Regions from separate parts of the Homo sapiens genome. Here region 2 is linked to region 1. The links are chromatin loops, found by intact Hi-C in ENCODE. Cell type or tissue: heart right ventricle. All regions are shown on one strand.

Region 1 (8,000 bases):
ATATAACATTTAAACTACTCTTTTGATCCTTTTAATTGAAAATGTGATGAAATAATTATTTAAAAGAATTTTTAAAGACTCCACTTTCCACTATTTTTAATGACTATTTTTTATCTTACCTTTCAGATTTTACCCATGTGCATATTTTAAAATACTGAATTCAAATGACAAAACCCTTCATGATTTTATTTAATATTTTAATTTGATACTTATTACTACCTCATATTGTAATTTATCTTTTACTACATATTAAGCCTTTACATTCCAGTTTTAAACTCTTGCTGCTGAAGAGAATGAAATTGATATGGATGAAATGTGACTAGATAGAATGAAATAAATAGATGTGTTAAGTCTCTTTTTTCTCTCTCCTTCAATCTGAAGCATATCTAGATGTGTGGATAGCAGTTACGCTATAAATAACCTAGTCATCTAAGGGATAACAGGGGTCAAAACTTAAAGAATAAAAAATCATATATTTTCAGCAACAAAATGATCTAGGATTAAGTCAGAAACATCATGCATATTTTTCCTGGGTAGTTTGGCTGTCTTGTTTGCTAAGAAAGAATGAGTCAGTTTTCATATATTACAGGAAAATAATATTTGCCTTCTAAATAGCTGACACTGGGTTTTGCATTTCCTAGAGCAACGAGGAAGAGTTGCCTGCAAAAGAAGGGAGATGAATTAAATGGTTCTGAATGTAGGCCAGAATCTTAGAGAAGATATTGCAGCCTGTAAGGTAATAGCAATGTAAAGATACTCAGTTAGTAAAAATTATTCCAGAAGGCTTCTGTTTAATGACTTCCTGGGACCACATATCTTCACATAATGTCAAACAGTCAAAAAGGTGTTTTTACATCTTTGAGGGAGAAACCAACTAAATGTCTCCCCAAATTCCCACACCACCACTTGTCTAGTTTGGAATCATAATCTTCCTGGATTTCTCAACTACTAGACCTAACTCTAATCTGAAAAAGTCTTTTAGAGATGGTGTTGCTCCCACCCCCAAAGACTCTTTGAAAGCTATATTGCTCCTTTGGAGCTGTCCCATGGCTGAAACTCAATCTGAAAGTTAAACAGTCCCTATAGTATGTCAATGGCAAAGAACATTTATATGGCAGCCCTGTATTCCTATGACAACTTATGGAGGTCCATCCTTAGGTCTCTAAGAACATTATCTACAGGAGAAGGTGCTGTCCACGGTTAACACTACACAGCCAATTCCCCACTTGTGTGGCTGTGGGTAATTCCTGACAAGTGCCCAATTGCCATCTTGAAATGGGGGACATTTGGAGCAGTACATGCTCCTATAGTAAATGATTAATGTGCATTTTTCTGATCCTGACAGATTCCAAAAGAAGAGTAGATTGCTAGCCATAAAACTAAGCAGCATCAATGTGACATTACTGGAAGAATCCGAAAGTCTTTGCAGAAATGCTGTGCTTACTCCAATGTTTCTCAAAAACCAGCAATTTTAAAGAGACTAGGGTCAATATAAATGAAATAAATGGAGGCTAAGATAAAATATGTCAGAAAATTTGCTGAAAGGTTATTTTAAGGTGGCCTGTTAAAAACAATAATGGGCCATTAGGCTGTCTTGTTAAAGGCATTAAAGTCACAGGCACGATGTATGAGTCACATGGGCAAGATTTTCCATTTTATATATAAAAAATTCAATATTAAATTTCTGGTAAAAGTACAATATTAGTGTTTCTGTGTATATTATTACAAATCTTATTTAAATTGTAGGCAGAAAAATAAGCAAAGTAATTAATGCCTGTAGAGATGTCCTATCTAAATGTTATATAATTAATGTCCCAATATAGATTTTAATGTATTTTATTTATAATTAAGTATGCATTTAAAAATATTTTTGGCTGATCACTTTACACTCAGGTATACTGACTCTCTTTGTCAAAGACATCAGTAATTAATTCATTTTTAAAGCAAAATTTTGAGCACCTTCAATGAATAGGATAACTTACTAGCTAATTGAGGATATAAATGATGTATACAAAACGGTCATCTCATCATCTAATCTGGAATTAGAGACAGGTGTTTTATGTGTGGGGTGTGTCCCCATGAGCAAAGCTTCATTTATTTTGTTCACTGCTGAAACTCCAAGAAACCTCAACAAAATCTAGCACAAAGAAGACATTTGTTAGTAAAAAGAATCCTTGCTTAAATCTTGCTATTTTGAAAATTAATTCTCGTAGGTTCTTTCTGATTGTTATCCATTATTTTGGAGCCTAGATCTTAAATCATTAATTTAGTTGTTTTATTTAATTTTGCAGTAACAACACTGAGGAAATCTTGTTTCTGTTAATTTTTATGGGCTACTGATTATAAAGAAAAAATAATTTTAAGAAACATGAATCTGTCTGTGGTGAATTCCCTTGGCTAAGAAAACTGGCCTTTGCTTTTTGAATTTATTTATTTATGTATTTATTTGTAGTCTTAGACTATTGGTGTCATAGCATCAACGGTTAAAAATAAACAAAACATAGATATAGATAACTATCATTTAGATACAATCATTTATGACCCTCAGCTCAAACTCCCTCTTCTTTGTTATGAAAACTCAGGATCTGTAAACGGCCTTAGCTATTTTAATTAAATATCTTCTATCAAAGGTACCATATGGGAATTGTTGGGTTTGTCTGTTTGTTTGTTTGTTTGTTTTGCTTACAATATTTATAATGCCACAAACTGCCCGTTTAAATACTTTCTAAATGTCTGCATTGTCATATTTTTAATCATTAAAATTAATTGAATAAAAAAATCTTTATTTTCTATCCAGCAGTGCTCAGGAGTTTTGAAAGGAGCTGACTCATGAGCCATGTTCTGGGACACTGCTGATTCTCAGTGGGCAAGCTGTACTGTGTGTATTTTGGAGCTCCATAACACAGACTCATGCCTTGAATGGGGGGATGCCGGGAGGGCTGGGATGCTTGGAGAGAAAAAGAAAAGAAACAGAATATGGCAAGACACTCTACATGCTAAAGCTTACAGATGCTTTGATTACAGGAAACTTACGTAAATGATAACAGTGCGCAGAACTAGACGTGGAAGAAGGGAAAAAATATGGGATCCCGACATAGGCCTTTGTACTCATAAAATCACGGGTGAGACTGCTGAAAACAACTGTTGGGAGTTTTATGATTTAATCCCATTGACTGGATCACTGAACAGGGCATTTTTCACTTCCAGTTTTCGTGCTTTAGCTGACCTACGAAATCTCATGGTTTTGTTTGGTGACACGTGCTTTTAGGAAAACTTGTTATTTCTGCTGTTCTGCACTGCCCTGTCTCCACTGAACTGCCTGATCTCCTGTGGAATTTACAGTTTCAGCGCAGCCAGCAAATGCAGGGAAAGAATGTGTGCTTCATAGCTGGAGTGCTCCTGATAACAGTCCATTCTGGTATCGGTGGCTGGAAGAGAGAGGGACTGCCACCCAGTGTTTTTACAGTGCCTGTTTCAGGCAGCTTCTAAATTGACAGCGAAGGGTGGAGTGGGTAGGGGGAGAAACAAGAAAAAAAAATTCCCTGTCTTTGGGGTGGGGGAGATAATTCTAAAATCTCTGAGAAACTTAAATATGGTAATTCCCTATTCCAAACATACACAAGTCACAAGCAACCTTATTCTTTGGTTTCTAGGCACATTTTTGAGTTTAGCACAATAGGGAGAAGAAAATTGGAGGTTAGCGAATCCAGTAGGGCAAGAGGTGAAGAGGACTAAATTTCAGTCAAGACAACAAGGAAAGTACAAAGAATACAGTTTCTCTTTCATGTGCTTTGATCGTCTTTCCTGTTTTACCCTTAATGAATACTTTCTCAAAACTAAAAATAAAACACTGCATTCTATTAAATTGTGCTCTTCCTCTAAGGGAATTCTAAATGTGTAAGTGTATGTTTCTCTTCCATGAATATGACTATATATTTTCACATTTTATATATATATATATATAATTTCATACATATATACTTGCATATGTATATTTTTCTTCTTCTGGGAGCCAGAGAGTGGTCAAGAGAAAAAGGGAAAAAGAGTCCATGCTAGAAACTCAACAAGTAAATGTTAGTTTCTTTAAACTGCTAATGACCGCTGGGCGAGGTGGCTCACACCTGTAATCCCAACACTCTTGGAGTCCGAGGCAGGTGGATCACCTGAGGTCGGGAGTTAGAGACCAGCCTGATCAACATGGAGAAACCCCGTCTCTACTAAAAATACAAAAACTTGGCCAGGCTTGGTGGCACATGCCTGTAATCCCAGCTACTTGGGAGGCTGAGGTAGAATTGCTGGAACTCGGGAGGCGGAGGTTGTGGTGAGCCGAGATCGTACCACTGCACTCCAGCACGGGCAATAGGGCGAAATTCCATCTCCAAAAAAATATTCGAATGACCAAACATAGTGAGGAGTATCAGAAGATTTACAGTGGTGGCATAAAATTGTACACATACCACGAGAAGCAGAGGAAGGTAAGGCAGATCGATATTTGTATCTTCACTTTGTGCTATAGAGTATGCTTTCTCCCTAGCCCCACATGGTAGCCCTTGGAAAGTAGTAGATTGAAGAGGAGACAAACATTTCATGTGAACAGTTAAGGTGTGCCACGTGTGTATGCTCAGGGTGAAACTTCATATTTCATTCTAGGTAATGTGCCCACAAAGTCTCATATTATTCTAATTGGAGAATAGCCAAAGAAGAAATATAATCCCAAATATTTTGATTTGACTTTACTACCCTGCTTTTCCTTACACAGAGGACACACATGTGTGTCCTCATACTGCATGAATACAGAGCTGTTTTAACATTTCTTGATGCTAGCTATAGCTTTCTTACTCGTAGACAGGACCTTCACCATAGTGGAAGTATGCTAATATAAACATGGTCAGTGACTGTAGTCATTACAAATAAGTTCTTTTCAACTAATTGACTAAAATAATCATATTAATAAATACATGATACTCGTACGCACAAGTCACCTTTTCTCCCACACTGATGGCTTTGATTACTTTGACAGACTAAGATGCACTAATGATACAAATTAGAAGCAAAAAGAATTAAAAAGGTGTTTAACTCTGATGCCAGGCTGTCAATTTCCTATAGTGCTACCAACTTACAGATAGATGATTAAAATTGTTTCATTTAGGAATTTTGAATATTTTAAAAATTGAATGGGTTTCTGGGGGAGGAAAAAAGAAAGAAAAATCCTTGCTTAGCTAATTAGACATCCTATTTGATTTAACAATAGAGCAGGATTATTCTTTGAGTGTTGAGATCTTCCTTCATTACTACAAGAGCCTACATTTTGCTATCTTTGCTCATTGTGCTTGTCTCATTCCTTATGTTTAATATTATTGCTACTTTTTATTTAGTTACGAGTTTATAAAGAACAATGATTTTAATTTGTTTGTAAAGCAACTATTTCCAAAACATGATGCTAGATACCATGGGTAAGGCCCAAATACATGAAATATGATTTATCTCTCTGAGGGTAAAGAATCTAGCAAAAAAAAAAAAAATGAAACATGCACACAAATGACCATGTATATTGTAGAATCTTGAGAATGACAAAATAGCACACACAAGGTACTTTGGCTGCATGGAGGAATTTAGTCAGACAGCGGAATTTCAAGCCTTAATTTAGTTACTCTATATCCACCTTGAGAAAGTTACTTAATTCATTTGGGTGTCCATTATATTATCTGTAGGTTGGGGTAAATAATAGTTCTCTCTCAGATATAAATGAATATTAATTGAGTTCCTAAATGTGAACTATTTAGAACACAGACTGGTGCACACTAAGTGCTTTTATGATACCCAATAGTTCACCCCAAAGATCAAGTATATATTTCTGTGGATTTATAAAGTTCCTTCTCTACTGCATCCACTATACTATAGCTTATTCATCATTATCTTCCCACTAATTCAATAAGGTGAATATTTATTAAATAAATGAACTTATAAAGGGATGGATGAATGTTTGATCATCAGTTGGTTATTTAGTTGTTTAGAAGCTCTAGCAAGATCTGCATCGCTATCTCTATGGGATGGTCACCTTTGTCTAAAGATGCAGTATGAGAAAGCATGCAATAGGGAAAGCCGCCCTCTATCCAAACCGTCAAATAAGCAGAATCAGTTCTGGGGGAAGGTGGCGTGACACATCATCTTATATTCTAATTTGTTGTAATAAATGTTAAAAAATAAAAACTCTGAAAAAAGCAATAAATAATTATCATCTTCAATTCTAAAAACAGAGTTTGCTTAAATAAGTGAGTGTTCTTCGGTGGCTATGGCTGGTGGAGGATGAGGATGGAGTAATGAAAAGAGTCCCACACAGTAGGTCAGAGTCTTGACATGCAGACGCACTCTTGTTGTTGGTTCTGTGATCCTAGCAAGTCAGCTCCTGTACTTCCTTGTCAATTAGGAATATTTTTAATATTCACTTGGTTTCTTGCGAGAAAAACATTGAACCACCTGAGTGTACAAAGAAGTCACGAAAGTACTGGCTTTCATATATTCCCAGTCTAGTGAAAGAATATGCACTTGAAGAAGCAATGTTTGTTAGAACAAAAATACTCCCAAGGACCAGATTTGACATATAAAGACCTACTTGAGTTGAAATTTGGGGTCTGTCACTTACTAGATAAATGACTTTGAATAAATGACTTAATGCTCTGAAATTTAAATTTTCTCCCTTGTTAAATAAAATTACTTGCCCTAACTATGTCAGAGGTAGATATTTAAAAAGCATTCCCAAGTACTCTGTAAGTGTATGAACATTAATTAACCGTATTATAAGTTTTTAAGTGTGGAAGATGCTGTCACTATAGGAATATATAACGGTTAAAAACTTTTAGAAAAAATTTTTAGAAAAATAAGACTCATTCACATGAAACAACTAATACTATCAGATTCTATATAAGTGGTCACAAATGTAAGGTACAAGTATTAACATTTTGGTGGTTGAAAAGTGTTTAAGAACAATTTCTAAGATAGAGATGAATGTAAGCTCAGTCTTACAAAGGAATACAATTTTATTAAATCTTCAAAATCAAAATGTATTTCAGAGAATTCCTAAGTTCTAAATTTCCAGAAACTGAAAAATTAAGTAATTTGTTTCAGTTCCCTGGGTTTGCTATATCAGATTCAAGAATATTCTGTTTGAATACCAAAGGCATCCTGTAAATTCTTTGGCAAACCTCTCATTAGATTGAATTTTACATGACTTTTGATGAGGGAAGTCCCTGGAAAGTAACTGATTTAGGACAAATCAGCCCAAATAGTCTTCTTGGCCATACTTACCAATTAATACATATTATTGATGTTATTAAGGACCATCTTACAGTTGAAAAATAGATCAAACAACAGCCTCCTCAGGATATAATTGGAACACTTTGATCTCATGGAGATGATGCTAATAAGAATGATAATGAAGTGGAAAAGACAGTTAGTAACAATAAGAATTATAGTATTTAATATTCAGTGAGTTCTTATGCTGGGCATATTGCATGATAACTGACATATATTACCTTTTTTAATCTTCACAGTATTCACAATAAGAGAGTGAGATGTGCACTATACATTTCCATAATTTTATAAAAGAAAACAGAGGTACAGAAAACCACACTTTAGTTAGGTAGTTAATAAAATGTGGTGCCAGACTCCAAATTTGGAATTTTCTTCCAAGAATTGTAGCGGACATTGTTGTTATATATATTTTTTTTATGATAAATTTTATCTCTCCCCTTTTGTGTAGCAACCAGTTCCAGAATTGGCCTAAGGTAATCAATAATGTCATTTTCTAGCCCAAAAGATATAATCCTTTATTCAACAATTTTTAAATATTAATTAAGCATTTACTATAAGTCAGACACTATTTTAGATACTACAGAGAGGTTAGTGAATTGAGCAGTAAAGATTCCCTGCTTTTTCTGCCTTTAGGGATTTCACAAAAATGAAGAGATTGACCTATAAATAATAAACATATTAAAGATCAC
Region 2 (8,000 bases), 480 kb before region 1:
TCAATACCTAAATTTGCATATTAACTGGAAAAATATATAATGACAACATAGTGTTTTCATAATTGAGGAAGTTAAAAGAAAATTTATGCTCATAACACTTTCATTTATATATATTTAAAAAAATGACTTAGACATTCAACTAAAAATGATGGAGATGGCCAAAATAAATGTAAGGAAAGATAAAAAATTAATAAAAATGAAAACAGAAGTAAATTAACAAAAAATATGTAATACATACAAATAATAGAATATTAAATATATAACAAAATTAATAAAGAAAAAGATAAGTAATTATAAAAGCATACAATTAAAAATAAAAATGACTAAGTAATCAGAATAAAAGCATATTGAAATTTGTTAAATAACGTTCAAATAAATTTGAAAATCCCAAGTAGGGATCATTCTAGAAATGTAAGCATGATACAAAATTATAAATTATCTATATATCTAGATTGATTTATCCACCTGTAAGAAATTATGGTAACATTTCCATACAGCTGGAAATCTTGTATTAATAAATAACAGAAAAATAAAAATGACAAAGTCAACAGAATAAAGGGACGTTGGAATTTGTTAAATAATGCTCAAATAAATTTGAAAATCTTGGTTGAAAAAAACAATATTCTGAGAAAATATATATGTCTATAATTTTCTATAGGAGAGCCAGAAAAAAATTGGCCTGTGATCATGGAAAGAATAGAACATTATGTGAGGGTTCTTTTCTTCCTGTGAGCATAAATGGCAAGCAGTTTGGCGAATAAATTTTACTAAATTGTCAAAACAGATAACCACATAATGAGGGTTAGAAATTCTAAAGCCTGAAGAAGGAGGAAATATCTTACATTCATTATTCTGAGTCTCCAAAATTTAAGGCCAAAAAATTTTAAGAATGGAGGTGAAACAAGACCAATTTTGCTTTTGAATGACAATATAAAATGCTAAATACAAGTATTGCAGATGTAATATAGCTGCATAGCATTAATTCATTTAGAGCAAATAGGGATCATTCTAGAAATGTAAGTATGATATAATATTAGAAACTATCGGATTTATTTATCCATCTGTAAAAACTATAATAACACTTTCACAAAGCTGAAAAATCTTGTAATAAACTATTCATTCCAGATTTTTAAATTAATAACTCAAACAATAGGTGTGTACCTTTCTTTGAAAAAATGACTATATTTCAAATCCAACATGATCATCATGCATAGCAAATTAATGCCAGAAAAATTCTTATTTAAGTTAAAGCAATAGTAAATGTTTCAAGTCACGAAAATGATACTAGAGAAAAATGTAGAAATTTAGTAAGACGAAGTCAAAATTGTTCTCAAGAAATATATATCATGTTTGAAAATCCAGAATAATGACTGAAAAACTGTTAGAAATAAAAAAGAAGACAATAACTTGTCTTTTTGTGAAATTAAGATATAAAAATCAATACTTTGGTTACATGAAAACGAAAATCTATTTCAACATATAATAAACAACTTTTAAAATATAACACTGAAGTTATAACACCTAGAGAAAATGTAAAGTATAAAAACATTTGTATAATAAATGGAATAAATAGAAATGTCTATAAAGAGTAGAATATATATTATAGTCAGTTCATAAAATAAAATAAAGTAATTAAGAGTAGTAAAATAATCCTTCTATACATAGTAATTTTAAAAATGAATTATTACTTCTAGCAAATTCTTAGATCAATTGCATAGAAAATATGGAGCAAAGAAGCCAAACACTATGATTTATCTTATCTAAAATTTTTAAATTTGCAAAATCTTTCTGTGGTGGTAGAAGTCAAAATAGTGATTACTTTTGGTGACACAAGTGAATGAAAGATGAGAAAGTGTGGCTTGTGGGGTGCTGGAAATGTTCTATATGATCGTCTGAGTTGCAGAGATACAGATGGTTTAACTCATAAAAATACTTCTCGCTCTAGCTAAGATTTTTATTGTTTTTGTTCTTTCATTCCGTTATTTATTTCAATGTTTTCCCCAAAACAGATTAAGAGTGCTTTCCAAACTTTTTAAGAAGATGAACATCCCAATAGAAGGAAATACATGACTCGATAATTTGCAAATAAAGATAAGCAAATGATTTCTTCTGAAGAAAAATTAATATAATAGTATAGAATTAATATTATAATAAGACAACATTTGTCGATTTTTGAAGACACAAAAGAATACCATATCAAGGTTTTATGAGACTGTGGTGGAATGACTTTCTGATAGATTTCTGTTGACTTTGTAAAAGAGTACAGCAATTGTAAAGTGCAATTTGGCTATTTATTTAAATCAGACAAATAAAGAAAACTTAAAATGACCATATTCTTAACCCAAATTCTGCTTTTTATCAACATGTAAGAAAAAAATTCAATGATAAACCATAACAATAAATTATGATATAACAATATGGGTGCGTGCTTATCAAACATTAAAAACATGTTGAAAATAACATTTTATAGCACCGGAAAAATCAAGAAAAATACATATTAATTGACCCAATAATTTATAAGATGGAATAGATAAGATAAAACTTATTTTGGGGAGAATAATGTTTATGCATATATGCAAATACCATATTGAAAATAACTTCACCATAATTATAGCTATCTCTGAGTAATTTAGCTATCTCTGAGTAATTTTCCATATTAAGTATTAATTATTAGTGTATCACACCAAAAATAATTTTAACTAAAACACATATTTGTACAACTAGGGCTAAGTGCAAAAACACACATGGTTCTGAATTCCTGAGTGCCTGACTACCTAGTGATTTTTGTGCATGTAAGGGATGATGAGGATGTATTAGAGCATTCACCGATCTTCCTTTTCATGTGATGGTTGTCTATTTCCAGAGCATAATTGGAGGCTTTAGCACATGAAATATGGGTTAATTTTCAGTCCCCACTCACCCCATACATGCAGTGTTCTTCTGCTGAGTAAAAGCTGCATAGCCATTTTCAGTAGGCTGATTATTTCTTAATGCCATGCAGGTCTGCTCCATGGTTTTCTCCTTATGTTCTGAAAAGCTGCCACTGACACAAACCCAGAACTGCTATCAGTTAGAACTTATAACCTGGAAGTTACTTCTAAATATAGATTAAACATGTTTCACCTCTCTGTGAAGGATATGTCAGAGTAAAACCTATGAGACAAGCTTGGGTACCTTCCTGTTGTTGGTGATAGTTTCTTACTCTCAGTCAAAGGAACATTCAGATTTTTTAGGAAGTCAGGCCTGTTTAACAGATGACATTTATTGACTTTTCTAGTCCTTAAAATTACATATGATTACTATGGCACACACTCTGACTTCTATATGTATTCTTTGTCAAATTAAGAAGTAAGGAATAAAAATTAACATTTATTAATCACCAGGCTTCTGTCAAATACAGTGCTGGACACTTCTTATTATGTAAAAATCTTTCATTCTCATGATAATGCTTGAGAGGAGGGAAAGTTGTTTTTTTTTTTTTTTTTTTTTTTTTTTACTACAGACCAAAAAACAAAGCTCAGAAAGATTAGAGACCTTCAAAATTATGAAAACTAGTTAACAGCAGAACTGCTATTTGAGAACTTATGCCTAATTCCAAAGATCATGATCTTCTAATATGCTATAATGGATAAATCCATATGTGCTGGAAACCTAGAACTTCCATTGGGAGGCAGTACAGCATAATAGTCAGGACCTTGTGCTCCAAAGAGCCTGACTGCCTTGGTCCGAATGCTAATTTCAAAATTTACCAGCTATATGGCTTGGGGAGATAAACTTATTTAATATCTCTAAGCACTACTCTCTGGGTATAAAAATAGTTTATACCTTGCCAGGACATTAAGTGGAGTAAATTAATGAAGCTAATTACTAAAATTAACTAATGAGAAGAATTTAGTAGTGCGTGGCACATAGTGCTTACAAGTATTGGCTATAGCTTTGATTTTGTTTTGATCTTATTTTTAAATATTCATTTTCAGATACATAACATACTGATTTATTTAATAAATCATTTTATGATTTCATCTACAGACAGGAGATTCAATGAACACATTTACTGAAGTAATTTTCTATCAGTAACTAAATTATTTCAGCAGTAGGTATAAAGTCCTACTGAAATTGTTTCCTCAAAAAAATGATACAGTTCCTTGCTGTATTTATTCATGCTTTTTAGAGAGATAAAGTAGTGTGCAGGCTTATTAAATCTTTATAAATTTGGTCAATTCCTAATTTTACTGCTGCAAATTTAAAGGATGCCAGATGGTGAGAACATTCATTTAACAGATTCTCTACTTCAGAATTATATAAAAAAGATAAATATATATTGCTAACAGAGATACTTCTGATCAGAAGAGTAAAAGAAAGTGTTTGGACACAAATAAACTCAGTTAACACCCTCCAAAGAGTATTGAAAATTTAAAAAAGTAATATTTAGTATAAAGTTACACATTAGTAGAAAACCTGTATTAATGAGTGACTTCGAGATTTCGCACTGAAACTCACCACTGCTTTTAAGAGTATAATCTTTCATTGCATCATGAATCAAATTTGATATTTTAATTTCTAAAATATTTTGTTTAATGTTACACAATTTCTTACCTGCATTAAGTAAAGAGAATTGGACGAACATCATGTGTTGCTTTGTGAAACAGATTTATCAATATTTAAAAGTTTTTAATAATTTCAAAATTATTTCACCTCCCAAATCCATATGGCTGCTATAAGAAAAGACTGACATTGTTTCTCATCTGTAGAATTTCTTTTTATCTTCTTCTTGGTTATAGTGTTTATCCATGTTTACTATTACTGAGGCACTTTTTCAAAAACCATTTGAAACTTTTCAAACATTTGAATGAATTCATTTGAGTGGAGAAGAAAAATAACAACAGAAAATGAGAATGAGTATAACTTCTAATAGAATTTTAAAATTATTAGAATAAAGTGTAAGGGCTGGCTCATTTTTCTTTTTTTTTTTTTTGCCCTTGCCTTTGCCTCGAATGCACTTCATGAAATATCACTTAGTGTATCTGCACTATCTGTAAAAAATAAGTAAAGATTTCTTATAATTACCTTTCTGAAGAATTTGAATGAGAATTTATGGCATTATGCCTATTACATGGTTCAAAGTCTTTGAGAAACACATTATTAGAAACAAATATAAGAATTATTTATTTGCATATATAACAAATATTTATTCAGAACCTACCATGAAACAAGACATTTCACAGCTCTGGGACAGCAATGAAAAATATTTTATCTGTTCTTGTGTGCTGGCTGAGGTGAGGGGATGTTCAATAAATAACAAATAAATAAATCAGCAAAGTAATCTCAGAGAGTGTTTAGTTTTATGAAGAAACTAACATTGAATGAGATTGAAGGAGGGAAATACTCAGATTGAGACCTTAGATCTGAGAAACTAAACGAACATGCTACTTGGAGATCCAGATTAAACTATTCAGGACCTAAAGGAGAGTCTCTGCAGTAGAAAAAGCTCTGGGGAAGAAAAGGTAGACTATATTTGTAGCGTCAGAGTGACAAAAAGAAGATAATGTGGCCAAAACCTAGATACCCAGACAAAGTAGTTGGAGATCAGATCTTGCTTAGGTCTGGAAAGTTTCTTTTTAAAAAGATCATTCTAGCCTCTTATTTGAGAATGGATTGTATTGAAGAAAAAGAGAATTTCATTATTGTGATCACATAGGTAAGAAAGGATCTTGACTTATATCATGGAGGCCGAAATGCAGACGAAGAAAAGTAGACAAGTAATAAGAGATAATGTAGGTATTATCCAAGGTGAACTGAATATCAAAATCTGAGGGATATAGAGGAAACAAACACGACTCCTATCTTTTGTTTCTGGACAACAGACTGGGTGATACTGTCAGCTACTGAGGCAGGGAGGAACGGCTGAGGGGAATTAGGGTTCTCTCACTGTATATCAATGGTGTTCCTTTATCATCACATTCCTCATTTCACTTTTATTTTCTAGCCTATGTAGAGCGATGCTGATTTGACTACATTAATATATGTTCCTAGTTCCCAAATACTGAGAATTACCTGGATAAAGGAAGTTCTATTAAAAAAAAAAAAAACTTCTGTTAGGAAACTATAGGGGTGTTCCTCACACATGTGTTTCAGTTGGTACACAAACACTTGGATAAATAAAGAGAACAAACACAAAGACAATAACAATAAAACTAAAACAAGTTAAAGAAAAACCCCTTTCCTGTTCTTCCTTAAATAATCTAAGCCATAGTCCTTGTTCTAATTATCTATTGTTACATTACTAATAATCTCAAAATTAAGCATCTTAATGAAAACAATCATTAATTTTGCTCACAAATCTTCAATTTGTGCAGGGTTTGATAGGAATGGCTTTTTTATCTTTATGTAGCATCAGCTGATTGATGAAGTATGAAAGCTTCACTTTCAAGATGGCTCACTCACATAGTTGGCAGGTTGGTGTTGATTGTCATCTGGGAGCTCTGTTAGTGTGTCAGCTGGGTGCCTCAGTTCCTCTTTATGAGCTTTTGTGTGCTTCCTCACAAATTGGCAGTTTATTTCAATATGCAAGTGTTCTAAGAGGCCTGAAAGAAAGTACCAAGGCTTAGGACTTAGCCTAAGAAGTCCCAAAACATTCTTGGAATTTTCTATTACCCAAATAAGTTACTGAATCCAGCCCAGATTCAAGGAGAAGGGAATTAGACTTCACCTCTTGGGAGAAGTAGCAAATAATGTGTGGTCATCTTTAATCTACTACAGCCCATCTTAATATGTGTACAATGGTACTAATAAATGAATACATCAAAAAATATATTTTACTGATCTCCATTCTTGCACTAATTGCTATTAAGGACATTTCCAATGAACTTTGTATGGATACTAATGAATATGCCTGTCATCTGATGATAATTATAGCAAGGAAATCCATATATGTAAATAAACCATAAGCTCAATTGCAGGTGATTATGACAAACCAAGTTTTTAAGTAGAATTTCCATTACAATAATTCAATGCTAGAAAACAATTTGAAGTGCCAAATAATGTTCAGTTTAGTTCTTGTCCTCAGATAACATTTTTTCTAATTGCAGTTCTTGCTTTAGAGAACAGCAATTAGAAAATTACACATGCAAAGAAAAGAGGCCCAGAAAAGGCCTTGAGTTTCTGGCTCACCATTGTTAATGTAGTCATACAATCTGTCCTTACTTATTAGGTAGTTTAAGTAGAGAACAGCTGAAAAGGAAGGCCCATTTAAAATGAAATTACAGGAAGGCAGAAAAGACTTTGATAAATATATTTGAAAGAGTAGTATTTTTTCACCTGTTCACGTGGTGAACATCTGTGGTTTTTTGGCAATTTGTGTTTCCATTCCTGAAAGAACCTCTTAGTTCAAAGACTCGTCGTCCCTTGTATCTATTTCTTTGAAGTGTTCTCTTGGATCTCTTAAACTATGGGTAGCCAAATGATTTTGGCATCTGGGATATAGATTCATTACAAATCAAGTCTCAGTATTCAATATTTTATCTTCTGGTCTGTCGCTATCTGCTTATGCTTTTAACCAAGTTTTTTGACACACTGCTTAGGCTTGCAATTGAGTGAGAGCACCATATTCACGGGCAAAGCAGCAGTGTAACGTAAGAGTCTTCATACAAAAATTTTCAAGTGAAAAAGTGGAATAAAGATGGTGAAATTTTTAAGTGATGGTGATAATATATAATAGACAACAGAGAAGGCATTCATGCTGGCAGAGTGAGATTCTCTAATATGCTTCATGAAAGTGATTATGCCACCTAATTTTGAAGTTGATCAATAGTGAAATGTAGCTGGCTCTTGAAATTTAGTTCTAGGAATAAGGTTAAACTTCCTCTTGGTTCAAGTTATGACTAGAACAAAGTATTTTAACGTTTGCCATTAAAGAACTTCAAATAGTTCCATATAAGGATTAGAGAGACTTATGATTGAGAGTCTTTATAATGATTCTAGGTTTAAAAAACTGAGGCATT

The links. A loop is a pair of places that touch in the nucleus more often than their neighbours do. Peaks named below come from ENCODE experiments on the same cell type or tissue, not always from the same donor. Only the 100,000 strongest peaks of a DNase experiment are listed, where the experiment ranks them.
Region 2: it touches region 1 in a loop (7-fold over the local background); 2 of 110 quality-filtered maps call a loop at or near these places.

What each region holds. Positions count from the first base shown.
Region 1 is chr6:93,774,645-93,782,644 of GRCh38, reverse strand. It overlaps TSG1 (tumor suppressor TSG1), which reads right to left. Exons shown (of 10, transcript NR_015362.2): 9 at 7,306-7,417; 10 at 6,025-6,477. Among named protein-coding and RNA genes, the nearest start is that of TSG1, 72 kb to the right of the region's middle. In heart right ventricle, a CTCF peak has its summit at 3,457; DNase peaks (open chromatin) are centred at 2,924 and 3,384; H3K4me3 peaks cover 936 bases; H3K27ac peaks cover 1,195 bases.
Region 2 is chr6:94,250,553-94,258,552 of GRCh38, reverse strand. No RefSeq gene overlaps it. Among named protein-coding and RNA genes, the nearest start is that of TSG1, 550 kb to the right of the region's middle. In heart right ventricle, a CTCF peak has its summit at 3,661; no DNase peak of the experiment used is centred here.